2 separate regions of the Homo sapiens genome follow, and region 2 is linked to region 1. The links are chromatin loops, found by intact Hi-C in ENCODE. Cell type or tissue: pancreas. All regions are shown on one strand. Links, peaks and the distances in the headings refer to the core of each region. The heading gives the core; the rest is flanking DNA. Region 1 overlaps LOC105371709 (a long non-coding RNA gene). Region 2 overlaps LINC01992 (long intergenic non-protein coding RNA 1992).

The links. Hi-C counts contacts between places; a loop is a spot of excess contacts. Peaks named below come from ENCODE experiments on the same cell type or tissue, not always from the same donor. Only the 100,000 strongest peaks of a DNase experiment are listed, where the experiment ranks them.
Region 2: a loop joins it to region 1, with 3 times the contacts of the local background. A loop is called at or near these places in 5 of 110 quality-filtered maps.

Annotation. Positions count from the first base shown.
Region 1 is chr17:28,027,561-28,035,893 of GRCh38, forward strand. LOC105371709 (a long non-coding RNA gene) reads right to left here. Exons shown (of 3, transcript XR_934637.4): 3 at 6,580-6,901. Among named protein-coding and RNA genes, the nearest start is that of NLK, 11 kb to the right of the region's middle. RefSeq lists an enhancer at 6,055-7,254. In pancreas, for the core only: no CTCF peak of the experiment used is centred there; a DNase peak (open chromatin) is centred at 3,061; H3K27ac peaks cover 3,240 bases.
Region 2 is chr17:27,964,241-27,972,573 of GRCh38, forward strand. The region is part of intron 2 of LINC01992 (long intergenic non-protein coding RNA 1992); the gene reads right to left. It overlaps LOC124903962 (a long non-coding RNA gene), which reads left to right. Exons shown (of 2, transcript XR_007065683.1): 2 at 86-592. Among named protein-coding and RNA genes, the nearest start is that of LINC01992, 23 kb to the right of the region's middle. In pancreas, for the core only: no CTCF peak of the experiment used is centred there; DNase peaks (open chromatin) are centred at 4,111 and 4,441; H3K27ac peaks cover 3,421 bases.

The DNA of each region.
Region 1 (8,333 bases), core at 21-8,020:
TAATAAGATTAGAGAATCCTCAAGAACCTAGAAAAAAGCTACTAGAATAAATGGATTTAGCAAGCCTGCAAAAAAAATCAAGTGTGTTTCCATATACCAGCAATGAACTACTGGAAAATAAAATTTAAAAACCAATGCCAGCCTGGTGTGGTGGCTCACACCTATAAATCCAACACTTTGGGAGGCTGCAGCTGGAAGATCAATTGAGCCCAGGAGTTCGAGATCAGCCTGGGTAACATGGCAAGGGAGACCTCGTATCTATAAAGACAAACGAACAAAAAAGAATCCACAGCTCATGGAACTTAAAATATTTATTGGATTAAATTACAGCTCAATAAAGTTGATTTTAAAAATAAAAAATTTTGCATTGAAAATTTTTTAAATAAATTCCTAGTTGTGTCCTTGTACTAGCAACTGTAAAGAAAGACTTGCACAGACCCGGTCTCAGGTTGTGCACATGTGCTCTTTATTTGGAAATGATGGCCTACGCAGGTAAACAGAGGTAAAATGTCTGACCAAATAGAAGAAATGCATTGTTCCAAGATTTGATTTTTATTGCTAGACTACTGCTTAAAATCTGAACATATCAACAACAGGTTTTGAAGGCAGGAGACAAGAGTAAAGTCACAGGGATAGTCAATGGAGAGAATTAATGAGGCCATGAGAATCTCATATAGGGCAGTAGGAAAGTCATTAAATGCTCTCCTATCTTCTATCTTGAAAGGATTCCTGAAAGGGCAAGACTGAAGGCTTTAGCAAGAGAGGATATGCACACTCTGGCAGCCCAGAGTTCTGAGGTTACAGTAGGCATTTCCCAGTCCAGGAGAGTAAAATTAAACAGAAATATTGTGTAATGGATGGACCCATTGTAGGCATGTATCCTAAAGAAATACTGGGCCAGGCATGGTGGCTCATGCCTGCAATCTCAACACTTAGGAAGGCCAAGGCTGGAGGATTGCCTGAGCCCAGGAGTTCAAGACCAGCCTGGACAACACAGTGAGACTCTGTCTCTACAAAAAACTTTTAAAAATTTCCCAGGTGGGCCCAGCGTGATGGCTTATGCCTGTAATCCCAGCACTTTGGGAGGCCGAGGCGGGTGGATCACAAGGTCAGGAGATAGAGACCATCCTGGCTAACACAGTGAAACACCGTCTCTACTAAAAATACAAAAAATTAGCCAGACATGGTGGCATGCACCTGTAGTCCCAGCTACTCAGGAGGCTGAGGCAGGAGAATCACTTGAACCCAGGAGGCGGAGGTTTCAGTGAGCCGAGATCGTTCCACTGCACCCCAGCCTGGGCAACAGAGCGAGACTCCCTCTCAACAAGAAAAAATTACCCAGGTGTGGTGGCATGTGCCCAAAGTCCCAGCTGCTCAGGAGGCTGGGGCTGGAGGATTACTTGAGCCCAGGGAGTTGAGTCTATAGTGAGCAAGGATAGTGCCACTGCACCTCAGCCTGGGCCATAGAGCTAGAGCTGTCTCTTAAAAAAAAAAAAAAATTGTACCCCTGCATAAGGAAACATGGATGGGAATACTTATTGAAGAGTTGCTTGTAAAAAAAAAATGAGAAATGAGAAAGGATTTAATGAAGTAAGGCACAAAGTCACATCTGTTTTGGAGCGGATCCTATCAGTTCCCCACCCATATGACCTAGCACTTACCATGTCTGTGTGTGTCAACTGACTTCCAATTGATAGCACAAGCATCTCCTTGACTGAAGGCTTTTTCTGGCCACCAGAGCCCTCTCTGCCCAGATGCAAGGCAGGCCAAAAGTCCCTGAGTCAATGTGCCTCTGAAGTAGCCCTTGATCAATGGCAGATGGAAGTCAGTGGATAAATACTCCAGCTCTCTTTAGGTAGAAGTGTTGGACAGTTGTGTGCTACATTGGCTCCCAGTTTCCCCATGGAGTTGAGCTCTGGTTTTACATACAGTGATGACTTGCTTTGAAAAACACCCTTTATTGGCTTCCTTCCCTTCCCTGTCTCACTTCCCCATTACCCTATTTTCTGGGATCACCTCCCACATAAAGTAATCACACTTAAATCCTGTCTCAAGGTCACCTTTCAAATTCAGCATTATGAAAAGAACAAAGCACATTAATAAATAGATTATGAAAATATCCTCATAACATATTGTTAAGTGAAAAAGCATTTTATAGAACTATGTGTATAGTATAATAGCATGTATTTTGAAAACACAAAAAATAGAACCATGCTTTTTTTTTTCTTGAGACAGAGTCTTGCTCTGTCATCCAGGCTGGAGTGCAGTGGCATGATCTCAGCTCACTGCAACCTCCGCCTCCTGGGTTCAAGTGATTCTCGTGCCTCAGCCTCCCAAGTAGCTGGGACTACGGATGTGTGCCACCACACCCAGCTAATTTTTGTATTTTTTGTAGAGACAGGGTTTCATTATGTTGACCAGGCTGATATAGAATTCCTGAGCTCCAGCAATCTGCCCACCTCAGCCTCCCAAAGTGCTGGGATTACAGGTGCAAGCCACAGCACCCAGCCGAGAACCATACATTTTAAAATGTGCATGTGTGTGTGCAAATGCCAAGAATCTTTTCATGAATTACTTGTGATTTTATTTTATTTTATTTATTTTGAGACAGGGTCTTGCTCTGTCACACAGGCTGGAGGGCAGTGGTGCAATCACAGCTCACTGCAGCCTTGACCTCCTGGGCTCAAGCTATTCTCTTGCCTCAGCCTCCAGAGTAGCTGAGACTACAGGTGCCCACCACCATGCCCAGCTAATTTTGTTTTTATTATTATTTGTAGAGACGAGGTCTTGCCATGTTGCCTAGGCTGATCTCAAACTCCTGGGCTCAAGCAATCCTCCTGTCCCAAAGTACTGGGATTACAAGCATGAGCCACCTCACTCGGCCTACTTGTGTTTCTAAAAGTAAATTTAAAATACTTTATAATGGATGGAAGAGCTCAGTTTACGTCAGCTTAAACCAACACTGGGCACTGGGGACGCCTAGCAAAATAGGAGCCAAGTCTCTGCCCTTGGGGAGCTTGTAGAGCATTAAAGGCAACAGATGAGTAAACATTTGCAAGGCCAGGTGACAAGTACCATGACAGACAAAAGCAGAGTGACTGCAGTAACCCAGAGGTGGGGCCTGGCCAGCCATCTGCAGAAAAAATTCATTCCTCTCCTACCTGCCCTGCAGCCTTAGGTACACTTCAACCCAAATCACTAGAGCTCAGTCAGCAGAGCTAAAGGTATAACAATTAAGAATTAAGCAAATCAGGTACTTACCACCCAGTCAGAATACAGTTTTAATGGAAGGATAATGACATCCCTGGAGGAATGTCCTGGAGCAGAAATTTATCAGTGTTTCTAGCACCCCCAGGAATTTCTAGTGGACAATTACATTGACACATCGCCCCTAGCTTTTCAGATCTCTCACCAGCCTCCGGACCTCCCACCCCTGCCCCATGCTCTGAGACCAGCCCACTGAGCAACCTTCTGCTGAGGATTTAGCTTTCCATGGAGGCTTGCTAGGGGAAGAAAGTGTATTTGAGGAGGCAAGTGTTACAATCCAGCTGTCACTGGAAGGCAATCAACTGGCCGGTTTCTTGCCTCTGGGACCTTATTACAAGGCCCATTAGCCCAGTGGTTCCCAACTTTGCTGCATATTAGAATCTACTGGGGAGCTTTTAAAAATCCTGATGCCTAGGTCACACCTCATACCTACTAAGTTGTGTGGGAGGCGTGGGGGTGACCAGGCAGTGGTGTGCTAAAGCTGGCTGCTACCTGGTTCTGGAGAACCTATTGTGTACATCTCTTCCCCATTCTGTCTTCAATGATGTCATACTAGCAGCTTGAAATTAACCATGGCTGGACGCGGTGGCTCATGCCTGTAATCTCAGCACTTTGGGAGGCCAAGCTGGGTGGATCACCTGAGGTCAGGAGTTCGAGACCAGGCTAGCCAACAGGGTGAAACCCCGTCTCTACTTACAAAAAAAAAAAAAAATTAGCTGGGCGTGGTGGCACACACCTGTAATCCCAGCTACTTAGAAGGCTGAGGCAGGAGAATTGCTTCAACCCGAGAGGCAGAGGTTGCAGTGAGCCGAGATCGTGCCATTGCACTCCAGCCTAGGCAACAGAGTGTGACTCTGTCTCAAAAAAAAAAAGAAAGAAAGAAAGAAATTAACCATGATAGAAGTTTTTATGCCATGGATATAAATCAGGGCTTTCTTTTCTTTCTAAACAGCCAATTCTTAAAATATTTACCAGCATACCACTGAAACCAGGCATCAGTAGTTTTTGAATATCCTCAGGTGATTCCAATGTGAAGCACAGTCTGGAAACCACCACTGTCTTAGTCTTTTCCAAATAATGCTCATTGTAGTCTTGGATAATTTGGTTTCACCTGCTAACCCTAGCAATCAATATTTAAGGCTGTGGCTCTCTAATCTGGGACCACTGTCTCTGCGGACTTTCAGCGAGGACAACCTTTATTCTGCCATGGAGGCTGAGCTCTGTAACGTGGTATATTGGGGTGGATAGGTGGTAATTTTGTGTATGGTTCATTGCTGCCCTTTTGATGAAAAGTATCTTGTTGTATTTGGATTCTAAGCTGAAAATAGATCCACAGAATATTGTCTGTATAACATTATGAAACATTCCTCATTTTACTGCTGTGTCCAATGCATGTGAGTTATACTTTCATTTACTAAGGCTTAAGAAGCCAAAGTAATAAAGGGCACCTACAAATGTTAAGCATAACAATTTTGTAATCTATTTTAAAATTTTCTTTTTTAATAACTTTAAGATAAAATGTTCACCACTCATCTAGGAAGAAGGAAGTTTGGGACATCGTCTGACTCACATGGCCAAGGACATGGGTCAGGGCTGAGGTTTGGTCCTGGGGTTTGGAGCTGGGATAAATAACCCATCCAGGGACTGAAAAATGGAGAGGGGTAAGATGAGGCCAACATCCTGAGATACATGCAAAGGGAATTCTCCTGGGGCTCAGAGCCTGTGTTGTTAGGATGGGAAGAGGCCCAGTTGTAGGGGAAGAAGGACCAGGTGGTACGTGAACTTAGATTTGTCTGGCCTCACCCAGTCCCCAGCTTGTTGCCATGTCCTGTCTCTATCTTAGTTGCTATTGGCTCCCTGACTGATTCTTCCACTGTCTTGTCTGGCTTCTCTTGTTATACCTTCCAGTAGCTGATCCTGAACATGCACGTTGTCCTTCAGCAATACCAAATGCCTATGAGGTTTGTAGCCTTGCTCCCACTCTCTCTTATCGAGCCTCCACCTTTGCTTTGGCATTGATGACTTTATCCCCTGTCACGAAACTGATGGAGGGACTGTAGGGGCTCAGAAAAATGGATGAAGGAAGATGGGAGAAGCATTTTACAATTTACTAAGATTAAAGTATCACATCTCATCTCCCCAACCAACTCCCCAAACAGAAGAGCACTGGAAATAGAGATACCAGGAAAATAATGACAAGTAAGCAACACACAGAAGTGAGGAAAGAGGCCAGGTATTGTGGCTCATGGTTGTCATCCCAAGACTTTGGAAGGCTGAGGCAGGAGGATTGCTTCAGCACAGAAGTTTGAGAACAGCCTGGGCTGTTTCTCTAAAAAGAAAAAAAAAGTGAGGAAGGGAACTACCTATCCCAAGTGGCCACTCTGTGTCAGGCATTGTGCTAGATATTTCATATAGTAATATATGACCTTAGTTAATTTTCTCAATATTACCTTCTACTGCAAAATAGGTGTTATTATACCCATTGAACAGATGAGGAAGCATGCTCAAGTGTCTAGTGCCCAAGGTCAGACAGCTAGAAAGTTTTTCACGGCATCACATAAATAAGATTATATAAATAAGAGTGTATGTTTCAAATAAATATTGCAGACATTGAATGTCTAAATTCTTCAGGGGAGAGAGAGATCCAGAGGGACTTGTATCAGGAAAAATGCTTCATGAAAGTTCTGAGGCTACAGCCCAGTGCAGTGGCTCATGCCTGTAATCCTGGCACTTTAGGAGGCTGAGGCAGGCAGATTCTAATGAGCAACAAGGCAAAACCCCAGCTCTACAAAATACAAAAAAATTAGTCAGCTGTGGTGGCACATGCCTGTAGACCCAGCTACTCAGGAGGCTGAGGTGAGAGGATCACCTGAGCCCAGGGAGGTCGAGGTTCTCAAAAAAAAAAAAAAAGACAACAAAGAAGAAGATCTGAGGCTCCAAGAGCAAAGCCTTAAAAGTGAGTAGAACTTGGGTAGAAGAAGAGGTAGAAAGATAAGCCAGGCCCGAAGCATGGAGACAGAGAATGGACGTAGTGTGACCCAGAGGAATGTGTGTGCTAAAAGGTCGGAGGTGATCCTCTTGCCTTCTGCTAACAGTTTTGGGTAAGAAATGTTAAAAAAGTATCATGCACCCAGTGAGGGAGGCCCCTGGCTGCCAGGCTTGAAAGGGTAAGAATTCTCTGCCTGTCCTTCCTGGTACTCCATAGCATCACTTCTTTGCCCCTTCCCTCCAGCTGTGGGTTACAGTGGGAAGTGGGCCAGCCCCAGCTTTGTCACTCACGAGATGTGTGAGATTTGATAAGGTACCTTGACTTCCCGAGTCTGTTTCTTCATTTGCAAAATGGGACATATTGACGATTGATCACATGAGATAACAGGTGTTGAGCACCCAGCACTGTTGAATGTGAGTTGCTCCTTTTGTAGTCCTTTAATATTCCTGGGCCTGGCCCAAGTTCTGCAAAGTCTTTGCAGACAACTCATGGGGTGAGCCAGTTCTTGGAAGAAAGGGAAGATCACCTCCCACTTCCTGCACATTATATTCCTGCTTATGCATTCTGATGTCCTGCTTGCTTTTTTAGGCTCTAAGTGCTATCCTGCTGACTCACTTCCGACTTCTCGTTCTTCATGCTCAGCTCCTGAAAATGGAACAAAATGGAAAAGGCCGGAAATTGTACTGTCTGGTGATGTGTTTAAGGGGCCAGCCACTCCACGTGGATGGAATGCTGGGGACATGAACTGAGTGGTGCCCAAGATGATTTCTCCACTGGACACTTGGGACACTTTGCCTTCGATTGTAATACCTGTACTAATAATAACCATCCCACTTACTGCTAGCAAGCCCCAGGCTATGTGCTTTCCATGGATTGTCTCTTTGAATTATCACAACTGCATCTGTCAGGGAACCTCTCTATTTTACAGACAAGGAAATTTTTCACACTAAGATAGGTTAAGGAACTTGCCCAAGGTCACATAGCTGGTAAGGGACAGATTAAGGATTCAAACCCATGATCTAGATTTGGGCTGTCTAATATAGTAGCTACTAGCCACATGTGGCTAGTGAATTTTGTTTTCCTTTTTTTTTTTTTTTTTTTTTAGATAAGGTCTCACTCTGCTGCTCAGGCTAAAGTGCAGTGGCATGATCATGGCTCACTGCAGCCTCAACCTCCCTGGGTTCAGGTGATCCTTCCACTTCAGCCTCTTGAGTTGCAGGGACTACAGGCACATGCCACCATGCCTGGCTAATTTTTTTTTTTTTTTTTTGATAGAGATGAGGTTTCACTATGTTGCCCAGGCTGGTCTTGAACTTTGGGCTCAAGCGATCCTCCCACCTTGGCCTCCCAAATTGCTGGGATTACAGGTGTGAGCCATCACACCTGGCCTCTTTTAACTTTTTAGTGTGACTACTAGAACACAAAATTTCATATGTGGCTCTCACATTTCTCTAGGACAGCACTGATCTAAATCATGAACATTATTTTTTTTTATTATACTTTAAGTTTTAGGGTACATGTACACAATGTGCAGGTTAGTTACATATGTATACATGTGCCATGTTGGTGTGCTGCACCCAGTAACTCATCATTTAACATTAGGTATATCTCCAAATGCTATCCCTCCCCCCTCTCCCCACCCCACAACAGGCCCCTGTGTGTGATGTTCCCCTTCCTGCGTCCATGTGTTCTCATTGTTCAATTCCCACCTATGAGTGAGAACATGAGGTGTTTGGTTTTTTGTCCTTGTGATAGTTTGCTGAGAATGATGGTTTCCAGCTTCATCCATGTCCCTACAAAGGACATGAACTCATCATTTTTTACGGCTGCATAGTATTCCATGGTGTATATGTGCCACATTTTCTTAATCCAGTCTATCACTGTTGGACATCTGGGTTGGTTCCAAGTCTTTGCTATTGTGAATAGTGCCACAATAAACATATGTGTGCATGTGTCTTTATAGCAGCATGATTTATAATCCTTTGGGTATATACCGAGTAATAGGATTGCTGGGTCAAATGGTATTTCGAGTTCTAGATCCCTGAGGAATCGCCACACTGACTTCCACAATGGTTGA
Region 2 (8,333 bases), core at 227-8,226, 63 kb before region 1:
TGAGGTTTCAAGCCCAGCCGAGCCTGTATGGCTCTAAAGCCAATGCTGTTTTCACTATAAGCTTTTTCCTTTTTCTCTTTCCTAGGAAGCAGAATCCTCTTGCCCCTGGAGCCTATGGGGCCATCACAGGGCCAGGAGGTAACCTGATCTCCATCACCCAAGTATCATGCACGGAGCTGGGGCAAAACTCTGTCAAAGATCACAAACAAATTACTCAGTCAAATGTATCCGAGCCACCTCTGGTTCCTCACTTTTGTGTACAAGACAATTGAACTTCTGATATTTGGTTCTGGCCCACTCAGCACTTCAGAGCCTTCAGCCGACCATAACCCTGCCTCCCAGAGCTTAGATCAAGCCAAATAAGGAGCTCTACTCCTTTCCCATATATCTGACCTAGCCCATCACTGAATTCCATTTCTGCTAAATACCGTGATAGCACAGTGGGTCAGCACCCAAGTTCTGGAGCTACACTACCTGGGTTCAAATTCTGGTTCTTAATACTAATAGGACCTCTAGCAAGTTATTCGACCTGTGCCTTGGCTTAGTTTTCCCACGTGCAAAATGGGGTTAATAAAAACACCCAACAAATAAAGTTGCAAGGACTCAGTGAATTAGTACGCAGAAGGGCTCATCATATTGTAAGTTGGCTATTGGTGCTATTTCTGGTTTGATCTAAACACTCTCCACACCCAGAAAGAACACATCCCAGGGCTTGCAGCAGCTCACACTGCAGACCACACTAAACAGCCCTCCCAACCCCTCTTCTCACCTATCACCTCTCAGAGAACCAGCTAGAGACTGGCCTGGAAGCCGTTCAACATAGACAAGGATGCTCTTTGAAGCTGGCTGGGTATGGCCTTAAATAACTCACAAGCCAGCTACCTCCTCTGTTTTCCCTCATGCCGCACAAATGGCTTCACTAACTTCAGGCCTCACTTTGAACCCTCACATCATTTCCTGACATTGCTGGTGCCTGGCCTGGAGGCAGCACCTTACACAGTAAGGAAAAGCAGCTGCTCATTACCTCGCCTCCCCACCTCCATTAGGATAAAAATCACCTCCCAAGATGGGACTCTACAGCCAGAGGGTGAATTGGTGACCTCATTGCTCGGCTCACTAGGTTCCAGGCATCCCTAAATGCCAGTGATCTTTCCTTTCCCTCTGATGTGTCGATGCCAGCCTTTCAGTGGCCAGGATCCCTCCCCTGGCCCCCAGCCTGGTTGTAGAACCACCCTGGCGTGTCAAAGGACTCTGGATTCCAAATGGCATGTTTAGAAGTGTGTTTACTGCCTGTGTTCGTGGTTTTCTACCATCAGGACACCGACTGTTGAAAGCAAAGTTCAAGCCAGGTTGGTGCAAGTTGCAGAAGCAGAAAAAGGATTCTACGCTACGCCTCTCTCCTTCCTTCAACTCAGCTATCCTGGACGCACTAATGTAATGCCATTGTGTTAGTCTGTTTGGGTGGCTATAACAAAATACCACAGACTGCGTGGCTTATAAGCAACAGAAATGTCTTTCCCACAGTTTTGGAATCTGGGAAGTATGAGATCAAGGTGCCAGCAGATTCAGTCTCTGGTAAGGGCCTGCTTCCTGGTTCACAGATGGCAGCTTCTCACTGTGTCCTCACATGGTGGAAGGGGCAGGGGTTCTCTCTCAGGCCTCTTTTATAAGGGCACAAATCCCATTCATAAGGGCTCCACCCCAGTGACCTTATCACTCCTCAAAAGTCCCACCTCCTAATAACATCACCTTGGGGGCCAGGATATCAAAATAGAAATTTTAGAGGAACACAAACATTGAGACAATAGCACTCCATTTATCCACCTGTCCACTTGTCCATGTTCACTGTGCACAGCATTTCCTGGCCCCTCCTCTCCACTGACATATCTTTGTTTCTATATCAGAATTTTTTAAAAAGACATTCAGTAAGCTTCTGATTTGAAGCAGGCCATGTGCTGTTTGGTATGTATTGTCTCAATTACTCCTCACAAATACCTTGGGAGGTAGGTATTTTATATATATATATTTTATGTTTTAAAAATTTTATTTATTCATTCATTTATTTATTTGAGACTGAGTCTCGCTCTGTCGCCCAGGCTGGAGTGCAGTGGTGTGATCTCGGCTCACTGCAACCTCCACCTCCTGGGTTCAAGCCATTCTCCTGCCTCAGCCTCCTGAGTAGCTGGGACCACAGGCACCCACCACCATGCCTGGCTAATGTTTGTATTTTTAGTAGAGACGGGGTTTCGCCACGTTGAACAGGCTGGTCTTAAACTCCTGACCTTGTGATCCACCCACCTCAGCCTCCCAAAGTACTGAATTACAAACATGAATCACTGTGCCCTGCCACGTATATATTTTAACATAGGGTCTTGCTCTGTTACCCAGGCTGAAGTGTATTGGCACTAACACAGCTCACTGCAGCCTCCACCTCCCCAGCTCAAGAGATCCTCCTGCCTCAGCCTCCTGAGTAGCTGAGACTACAGGTGTGCACTACCATGCCTGGTTACTTTTTTTTTTTTTTTTTTTTTGTGCAGAGATGGGTTCTCCCTATGTTGCCCAGGCTGGAATACTATTATTAACCCCATTTTATAGACCCAGAAACTGAGCCTCAGAATGGTTATGAAACTTACCTGGATTCCACATCCAATGAACAGCCACACTGGGATTTAGATGAGGTCTAGCGAACTTTAGAACCCAGTTTTGTTTTGTTTTTTTTTTGAGACGGAGTTTCGTTCTTGTGCCCAGGCTGGAGTGCAATGGCGCAACCTCGGCTCACCGCAACCTCCGCCTCCCAGGTTTAAGTGATTCTCCTGCCTCAGCCTCCTGAGTAGCTGGGATTACAGGTATGCGCCACCACACCTGGCTAATTTTGTATTTTTAGTAGAGATGGGGTTTCTCCATGTTGGTTAGGCTGGTCTCGAACTCCTGACCTCAGGTGATCCACCTGCCTCAGCCTCCCAAAGTGCGGGGATTACTAAGAACTAAGTCTTGTTTTTTGTGTGTTTTGATTTGATTTGATTTGATTTGGGTTTTGTAGAGGCAAGATCTCCCTATGTTGCTGAAGCTAGTACTGAATTCCTGGACTCAAGCAATCCTCCTGCCTCGGTGAGGTCTTATTTTAATAACAGCAGGTCTGGGTCCCTAAAGGACTCTCTGTGACATATGCAGTGATTGGTGTTGCAAGAAACACCAAAGGTAAAGGCTTAGAGTAGCCCCATGAATAGCCAGATTCAAACTCCAACATCCTGGTACCAGGATCTGAGCACTCAACCTGGTCACATAAACTCGGCATGCAAGAGAGAATCAGACAGTGTTTCCCAAAGTGTGTTCTATGGAACCCTCCCCCCAACCTTCTTTTGTTACACCAAAAGAAGGGTTCCACAGTCCAACAGGTTTGGGAAACATTATATATTCTGATTCCTATCTAAAGATTTATAACACTCGTTAGCAATTTTTTTTTTTTTTTTTGAGATGGAGTCTCACTGTCGCCCAGGCTGGAATGCAGTGGCGTGATCTCGGCTCACCGCAAGCTCCGCTTCCCGGGTTCACACCATTCTCCTGCCTCAGCCTCCCGTGTAGCTGGGACTACAGGCACCCACAACCACACCCGGCTAATTTTTTTGTATTTTTAGTAGAGACGGGATTTCACCGTGTTAGCCAGGATGGTCTTGATCTCCTGACCTCGTGATCTGCCTGTCTCGGCCTCCCAAAGTGTGGTTAGCACATTTTTAGTATGAGGATTTTAAGTATCTTTCAGTAAAGAGATCTGTTTGCCTTTATCTATATCAATGTTTCTCCAGTTTATATAATCCCTGAACCCTTTTATCCTTTTTAGTTTCCGTGGAGTCAATGTTCTGTGGAATAGAGTTTGGGAAACACTGTTTTGGTATCTCTACCCTTGCCTGAATTGGGCCAGGTGTGTCTGCAGATCACCAGCCTGCCAGCTATAACCACCCACTCCATAGGTGGTACCAACAAGGTCAGCAGCATGCAGCTTGGGCCCATGGATCAGAGATTACACTCCTATTACTGGCAGGGGCCCATCTAACCCCTGGAGCCTGCAGCCAACTGCCAACCCAGCCCAAAGCTGACCTCGCTTGACTTGATTCCTTATCTTCAGGCACTCTCTGCCTCCCTGGGCTCCCATCAGAACAGCCCAGAAAGCTGCACGCCTGCTTCCTGCCAGAGAGGACATGCTAGATAGAGAGAGCTGGGGTGACAAGCCCAGCTGGAAAGCAAAGTACTTCCCAAAGCAGCACTTAGCAGGGCCATGTGCTGGGGAATCAGCCTTTGCTTGAGCAGAGGCATCCAACAGCTTGCAAGGCAAAGAAACAAACAGCTCCCAAGCACAAAACGCCTTCACAAATGTACGGCGTGTGAAAGAACCCACCTGTCTCTCTGCCACCCCACCCACCCAGGTAACACCCAAAGCAGCAGCAGCAACTGCGGCCGCCTCCACCCGCAACAGCCAAAGTCATGTGAATGCCAAGAGCCTTTGCTTGTCAGCTCCTAAGGACATTTGGCCTAGCACAAAGCCCAGGACAAGAGATCAAGAAATAGTTATGGATGCAAGGGGCCTAGGACAGGGTGAGGTGGATGTGGAAGTGCCTGTGAAATCAATACAGCCTTCTACTTCCTCTTGAAATTTGCTTTCTCGAGCCTCTTTTTAAAGGACCTGGTATTGTCCTTGACTAAGGATCCTGTATGCACAAAGGTATCTAAAACCACGGCCAGCCTAAGGCATTGCTGATTGAGTCCACATGTGTGTATATTTTATTGTTGGGTACATATAGGTTTATGTGAATGGGGGGAGTCGAAAACACAGGAAAAACCAAAATGCAAGGGGTATTAGACAGCATTGCCTGAAAAAGACACTCATTTTCCATGATTGATGATCAAGGTTGGTATCAATGACTGCTTGCGTTTCCCATCTCCACTGCACCCCTGAATAGATGCCCCTTACCATGAAATTTATAGCCCTTTGCTTGAAATGCTATACTCTACAGTAAGCTAGGACCAAAATAATAACTAGAGGGCAAAGCAATTAACCATTTCCCCAGGCTGAAGTTTCATCCTCTTACTGCCTTGATAATTTACTCTGCAAAGTGGCAGGCACCTGGCTCAGAGTCACTCTCCAAATCTATTCAAAAGTCCCTGAATTCTGCTGAGTTTGGTTTCACTGTATGAACAGGACCAAAAACAATAAGGTCTTTGACACCTTATTATAATTATATTATAATACTAAGTTGTATTATAATTATAACACAACTTAGTTTTCCTCCAAAGCTTCCATTTGCTGGGATGCTAGGAGACAGCATGAGCAGTTTTACTGTTTTCATGGAAGCCTTTGGGGGAGCGGACCAAAAATTACATCACTGTGTGCCATTCCTTCGCCACCACATCTTCCTATTTCCACAGAGATCTTGGGGCTCTCAGGCCCCCAGCCTCAGGGTTCTCATGGAAAAGTTGTGGCCATTCTGAACTTTCAGGGGAAATACAAGAAATGGGAACACCAAGACAAAAGGCAGCCAAAATTATATCACAATCTGTCCAATTCTGAACCTATGATCTTATCATCTGCTCTGACCTCTCCTCGCCCCCAACTGCATCTCCTCCTGTCTCCTATTCAGTGAATGGTTCCACCATCTGCCACTGGCTCAAGTCACAAATATGGGGGTTATCTGGGACTTACCCATTTCCCTCATCACCACCCCCATGCCGTATTCAATCAGTCTCTTAAGCTCTGTCACCCTCTTTTCTCCAGCTTCACTGCCATCACTTTTGTTCAGACCACCGTCTTCTTTCCCCTGGTTGAACAAGAGCCTAAGTGTCTCCCTTGCTTTTAGTCTTGCTCCCCTCTGTCTATTCTCCACACTACGGTGCCACAATGACCTTTCTGAAAAACAAATAGAATCATGTCACTGCTGTACTTAAAACCCCTCAGAAACCACTTGTGTTCACCAGGATAAAATTCTAACCCCAACCTTGGTACCCAAGGTCTTTCATGTTGGCTCCCAGGCCACCTCCCCCAGCCTCTTTTCTCACCACTCTCCCCTTCTCTTACCAAATACTAAACTACTACTAGTTCTCAGGACACGCCATGCTCTTTCATGCCTCTAGTCCTTGCACATACTATTTCCACATTCTGGAACAATTTTTCATCTTCTTTCTCCTGGCTAAGTCCTACGCATTCTCCAAGAATCAGCTAATGCATATCTTCCTCTAGAAAACTTTCTGAAGAGGCAAAAAGCCCCTCCTGCCTCCTTACTGTCCCCAAGCTCTTGCATAAAAACATGCTGTTCCTTCTGTCTTATTCTTATCCTTCTTAAATGTGGCAGGAGGTGAAGCAGACTCCTGAGCAATTCCTAACCCATAGCACCTGAGGGACTATCTCCCTAGCCTCCCTTTCCTCTTTCCTAACAGAACCCCAATGTCTTCGGATATCCACCCTCACCCAAATAGCCCCATGCCTCAGGGAAAGCTGACCTTGCCACACTGATTGGGCTGGGGGAAGGGGAATATATATCTCATTTTTCTTCACAATGATTGGCTCAAGAATGTCATGTGACCCAATTCTGGCCAATGAGTTATGACATTTCTTGTCTCTTAAGAGAGAGTCACTGGAGGAGACCAGGTGTGGTGAGTAGATCATGCCGGTAATCTCAGCACTTTGGGAGGCCGAGGCAGGAGAATTGCTTGAGCCTAGGAGTTCAAGACCAGCCTGGGCAACAAGGCAAAACACCATCACAACAAAATTAAAAAATTAGCCAGGTGTGGTGACACACACCTCTGGTCCCAACTACTCGGAAGACTGAGGTAGGAGGATCGCTTGAGCCCAGGAGGTTGAGGCTGCAATGAGCCAAGATCCACATCACTGCACTCCAGCCACCTGGGTGACACAGTGAGACCCTGTCTCAAAAAAAAAAAAAAAAAAAGAAGGCCGGGTGTGGTGGCTCATGCCTATGATCCCAGCGCTTTGGGAGGCTGAGGTCAGGAGTTTGAGACCAGACTGACCAACCTGGAGAAAGCCCATTTCTACTAAAAATACAAAATTAGCTGGGCGTGGTCGTGCATGTCTGTAGTCCCAGCTACTTGGGAGGCTGAGGCAGGAGAATTGCTTGAACCCAGGAGGCGGAGGTTGCAGTGAGCTGAGATCGTGCCATTGCACTCCAGCCTGGGCAGCAAGAGCAAAACTCCTTCTCAAAAAAAAAAAAAAAAAAAAAAAAAAGAGAGAGTCACTGCAGGAGATGGCCTGTCTTCTTCCTCTACATCAAGAATTCTTAGCCTTTTTTTGGTGGGGGGGTGGTGCCAGGATCCCTTTTGTGGTAAGATGAATTCCGTGAACTGCTTCTTAGAATAATATTTTAAAATATATAAAATAAATTACATGTAAACAATTATAATTTAACCACGTATTAAAATATTAAAACAATATATTTGTGGTGTAATAATATATGTGATACTTTATTAACACATTCAATATCAATATTTAATGGCAGGTCTAATAACTACTACAATTTCAAAGTGGGATTGAGTATAAATGATATTTTATGATATATTTGTAATTGTAATGTTATATGAAAATACATATGATTTCTTTTGGTGGCAAAGCCACAGTACACTACTACCACTATAGATGTTGCCTGCATCCATAATTGAAGAAAATGCCACATTTCAGTTAGAGGTTAGTGGTGTAATTCTTTCTCCCACTCAGGTTCGTGGCTCTCCGGGTTTGTCTGTGGAGCCCAGGTAAGAGCTCCCTGCTCTGGACTTTGTACTCTCTGGCTGTGATGGCTGGAACCACTGCAGCCATCTTGCCAGCAACTGGAGGGTGGACCACTATGGCGTTGGCATACCGGAAAGATGAAAAGAACCTGGGTCCTTGATACCATTGCTGGGCCTCTAAACCAACCAGCCCCAAAGCCTATTGACTTCAGTTATGGAAAATAATAAAATGACTTATTGTTTAAGCCCATTTGACCCAGGATTTCTATGGATTCAGCTAATTTACAGAGAAGGAAGAAGGTTTAACTTTATGTCAGAGTCAGTGTCAAAAGACAGAACAAATGGAGCACCTACACCGAGCTCACAATCCAAGTAGAAAGCCCCTTTCCTGACGGAAAGCAATTTAAACTGCCTCTGCTATATTCACAGTGCAGGAGAATACCGATTGCACAAAGACAACGTATGCTCTGAGCCCTGGAGTCAGTGAGACTTCTGGGAGCACCTGTACCTTACCATCATCTTGCAAGCGCATTGGATGGAGGTGAACCCTTGCACAAGGACAGATTGATGAAAACTCTTTCCTAACCACTGTACTTTGAGCACAC